Regions from separate parts of the Homo sapiens genome. Here region 1 is linked to region 2. Evidence: read pairs that join two places in POLR2A ChIA-PET (ENCODE). Cell type or tissue: Caco-2. All regions are shown on one strand.

Evidence for each region. Peaks named below come from ENCODE experiments on the same cell type or tissue, not always from the same donor. Only the 100,000 strongest peaks of a DNase experiment are listed, where the experiment ranks them.
Region 1: POLR2A ChIA-PET joins it to region 2 with 6 read pairs; 2 of 35 experiments call an interaction of 5 or more read pairs at or near these places.

What each region holds. Positions count from the first base shown.
Region 1 is chr10:96,897,879-96,900,378 of GRCh38, forward strand. The region is part of intron 2 of LCOR (ligand dependent nuclear receptor corepressor); the gene reads left to right. Among named protein-coding and RNA genes, the nearest start is that of LCOR, 67 kb to the left of the region's middle. In Caco-2, no CTCF peak of the experiment used is centred here; no DNase peak of the experiment used is centred here.
Region 2 is chr10:96,672,788-96,675,287 of GRCh38, forward strand. The region is part of intron 2 of PIK3AP1 (phosphoinositide-3-kinase adaptor protein 1); the gene reads right to left. Among named protein-coding and RNA genes, the nearest start is that of PIK3AP1, 46 kb to the right of the region's middle. RefSeq lists enhancers at 965-1,034, 1,165-1,234. In Caco-2, no CTCF peak of the experiment used is centred here; a DNase peak (open chromatin) is centred at 1,124.

The sequences.
Region 1 (2,500 bases), 230 kb after region 2:
TTTTTTTTGTTTGGTCAGATATCTGTTACCCTTCTGTTTTATTTCTATTTTTTCAAGTCTTTAGCTTGCCTGACACATAAAACAGAGTCCTTGTAAAATCTCCAACCTCTCAGTTAATTATAATGATGTAGGAATTAAAAAGAGTGTGTTTGCATTCATCCAACAAATATTTATTGAGCACTTACTTGAGGATGGTAGTTCAAAGTATAGGGTGATGTTAAAAGATGAATAAACTCCAGTTCTTTGCTGAAAATCTAGCGGATTAAATACCAAAAAAAGGTATATAAATAGTACAACTTGAGTACTGATGAGGATGTTCCTAACTTTGCCTGGGGCTTATGGGGTGAGATGGGGATACCTTAGAATTAGATTGAGGGTTGCAGGAAGAACATTGTAGGCTGACGACATATTGTGCTCAAGTGGCGTGGAAGCATTGACAGTATGTGTTGTGACTGATCAGTATGGCCAGAGCATAGTGTATGTATACAGAATATGGTAGCAGGAGAGACTGAAAAGATAATTTGGGATCAGATCCTATAATGATCATGCATGGCATCCAGAAATTGAAATCTTCACTATTGTCAGTGGAAAGCTATCAAATGTTTTTAAAACCTAGAAAGGATGATGTTTAGCAGCAGCATGAAGGGTGGATTCTGGTGGTAGAGATGGTGGTGTGGGAGAATACTAAGATAAATTAAAAATTAAGAGATGTTATTAATAGGTGGTGTGATGAAATGAAAAGAGCCTGGGCTTTAGAATCACAGGAATGGTTTTAAATCTAGATATTGGCCTTTGCAGTTTGGAACGAATTAGCTGCTTTGATTTTCAGGGTTGTTTGTTTTGTTTTGTTTTACACATTCTGGGTAGTAATAGTGCTTGTTTTACAGTATTCCTTTGAATATTTTGTTATGGGCATGAAGCACCTGCTATAGTGCTTGCCTGATACCAAATAAGGGTGCAGTTAATGATAACTGTCATTATTATCAACATGAGTGACATTTATTATAATTGTTAAGATAAGAGATAGTGAAAACCTGAATTTAGGGATGGAAAAGAGAGAACAGATTGGGAGGAATCTTTCTGAAGTAAAATGAATAGGACTCAATGACCGGAATACTTGGTGATTTATGGAAAGAATAGAATTGTGACTAACCGAGGTCTCTATTTAACCTGAATAACTTGGGGGGAAGGTGTTCGTGATGCCATTTTCTTAGTAATGAATACAGAATATAGACGAAATCTATGATTGAGATGAAGGAAAGGAGTAAAATGATTTTGATTTGGTGGGCATTTTTAGGTATTTAGGAGATTTTGGTGATAATATGAAGTAGGAAATTAGAAATTTGGTCTTAGGGCAAGAGATAAAGGATTGGAGAGTTATAAGTATCTGCATAGTAGTGGGAAAGCATGTTAATTTTGATTCCTTGACTAGAATTATAAATATCTTAACGGCAGGGCATATTTTTAAACATAACCCCTGTATCCCCACACTGCTGAGCTCTATGTAAACACTTGATTAATTCTTATTAAATGTGAGATTTAAAAAATAATATTCTTGATGGCTTTGTGAATAGAAAAGGTAATGCATAGTTATTTTGATTTTTAATTTTTAAATGTTCACTTTATTTAAATTTATAAACTTAAAACCTGGTTCTCTCTAAATACAGATCTTATTCTGTAACTAATTTTAACAAACTTTTGATAAATATCTTAATTTAACTTCTTAAAACATTTAAATCTGTAAGTATAAATTAAATTTATTTTCTCTGTAAATATTGATTAATAAAACCTTAGATACTTAAATAAATCTTGTAAATCTAATAATTTAAAATTGTAAATATAAACATCCTTAAGTTTTGTGAGTATTCTTATACAGGATGCAAACTTAGTAAAATTTCGGCTTAAAATCATAAGTCTAAATCAGCTGTTCAATTATACATTTTAAATTAGAATTACAAGGCTGGCTCTAATAGGCCAGATTTTCTTAAAACATTACAAATTTTTACCAAACAGGCATAGAGTACCTGTTTTGTAAACAGCTTTATTGAGACATAATTTACATACCTTACAATTCACCTATTTTAAGTGTGCAGTTCACCGATTTTTATTATAGTCACAGAATTATGCAACCATCACCACCATCTAATTTTAGAATATTTCCCTTAATACAAAAAGAAATGTGTTGCCCATTTGCAATTATTTTTTCATTTTCATTCAGCCATAGGAAACCACTAATGTACTTTCTTCTATCTATAGATTTGCCTTTTCAGTACATTTTATATCAATGGACTCATAGTATGTGGTCTTTTGTTTCTGTCCTTTTTTCACCTAACACAATGTGTTTTGAGGCTTATTCATCCATATTATAATTTTATTCCATTGTATGGATATACCACATTTTGTTTATCACAGATTACCTCTTAATATACAATAATTAAAATTTTAGTTCTTTTAAGTCATCCTATACTTGATTCTTTTTTTAAAAAAAGAAACCTGAAAA
Region 2 (2,500 bases):
CAACCTTCAGGAAGCTTTCCCAAATAGAGCTGCTCTATCCTCAACCAAGAAGCCAAGGGTCAGCTGGAGTTGTCTCAGCGCCCAGTGCCTCTGAACTTTTTGATTTGTTCTCCTTTGCTCCTTTCAGTGTCTCCAGGCACATGTGACAGAGATGACTATCTCCATTTTGCAGATGGAAAAATAGAGGCATGGGCCATGAACTGACCGGCCCTAGTTCATAAGCTTCTGGTTTAATGGTAGAACCACATGCAGAATTCAAAGCTCCCAACTCCAGATCTGGTTAGCAGAAGAACAGAAGGAACAGCCACTCTCAGAAAACATGACCCAAAAGGGGAAAAGATTCTGCTAGGTGAGCTGCATCTCAGCCACAGACTGACATTCCCTCAACCAGTCTCTGGGATATAAACCTGGGAAGGGTTGGAGGAAAATCTACTTCCCCACCATGGTAAATGGGCTGCACAAAAACCCACCTCTATCCTGGATTCAGCGTCTCGGGCTGCATCTACCATGCACAGGCAACCAGAAGAGCACAGGTAAGCTTCCTTGGCGGGGTTTATCAGGATCCTTAGGGAGCACTATCCAACCTGTATCCCATCTCCACACCTGTGAGAAAGTGCTCCCCTCTAGGCACCCAGGTCTGGAGGCCTGCAGGCCCCTGTTTCCTCGTTCAGGAAACCCCAGTGTTGCTAACAAAGCAGGAGCTACCACAGCCCCCCCCGAAAGGCTTCCTCTTTCTTCATCTCTTTCAGACACTTATAAATGTGCTTCCTCTCCCTATGTAAATTTCGTCCAAATGGCACAACGCAGGCTTGTCATGAGGCCATTAATAACTCACCTTTTCACAGGCTCTTCTTGGTTTCCTGGTTCAGGAATCAGTTCTTATCTAGACAGACACTGATGTCTGGATTTACTGGTGTGAGGACGGACAAATGGGCTTTGTCTGGGGCAGGCCACATAAATGTGATTTATTTTCACTAAGTCAAGAACTGAGAGGCTGAAGGCAACTCTTGACAATAACTAAGCTGAAGAAATTGAGAGTAAAATTTCTTCCCTTTTGTCTGTCTCCCACTCAATGGTCAAAGTCCCAGGAAAGGCTGAAACGGTGTTTACTTTCCCCCACTTAGGCTGACCCTTCGCATTCCGACCAGCTGAAAGGATGGAACTGGCTGGTCAGTTTCACTTTCCACTTTCAGGAAGGGTAACTTTCTGTTCTCATCCCTCACCGTGAAAGGCTGCATCTGGCTTTGTGGCTTGGTCAAGGCTGGGTGGAGGTGGGGGTGTGATGCTTCTTGGCGAAGGGCTTAAAGAAATATGAAACAAGATGGCATTCCAAATTCTGCATAAATATAGGCCAAAATTAAAACTCCTTTAACCCAGGAGTTGCTGGCCTTAGTGGTCCAATATTAAAATCAGGGCTATTAAGGCCAAGACTCTAAAGATATTCTACAGTATTTCCTAGCAGCACAAACGCAATTACTAACAGATTCTGGAAAAGCACATTCAGCTAAGCCACAGAAGACCTGGATTCAAGTCCCATCTCTGCCACTTCCTGGGTAATCTTGATATTTCTAAGCTTCAATTTCCTCTCCTTTAAGATGGATTTATTTATGCCTGCCTGGTTTGTTGCACAGGCTTATTGGAATTAAGTGATCAACATGCAGAAGCCCTTTGAAAACTGAAAAGTGCAAGACAAAGTTAAATCAATTAGTGTTGTTTATCTGTTGACCAAATTTTTCTTCTACTAGACTGTGATTTCTCTGAGAACAGATTTCCTGACATTCATTCATCTTTGTATCCCCAGGGCTTAGAATATAGTGAGAAATCAATAAATACTTCTTGCATGAATGGATGAATCGATGAATGAGATAAGACCAACCACCTAAGTTACTAGCAGGGAAAGCAACACCTCAGGGAGGACCACTGTAAGGCTTTGTGCCTGGAGGCTTTTAGTGTGGAATCTGGAGAGAAACAGGAAACTGTTTAACCCTCTAATTTATGATACCAGCGTGAACCAAGCTTCGCTGAAAATTCTGCATGGTACACTGTGTTAGTCCCAGTCTTCCGAGAAACAAAAGCTAAAATGAGATTAAACATACAAGGTGTTTTGTTTTGTTTTGTTTTTTGAGACGGAGTCTCACTCTGTCGCCCAGGCTGGAATGCAGTTCTGCAATCACGGTTCACTGCAACCTCCACCTCCTGGGTTCAAGCAATTCTCCTGCCACAGCCTCCTGAGTAGATGGGATTACAGGCATGTGTCACCACGCCCAGCTAATTGTTGTATTTTTAGCAGAGATGGGTTTTCACCATGTTGACCAGGCTGGCCTTGAACCCCTGACCTCAGGTGATCTGCCTGCCTCAGCCACCCAAAGCGCTAGGATTACAGGTGTGAGCCACTGCACCCGGCCATATAAGGATTTTGTCAGGGAAAGTGCCTGGGAAGGAAAATGGGGAGGGAGGGTGGGAAAACCTTGTAGCTGTCTGAGCCCAAATGAATAAGAGG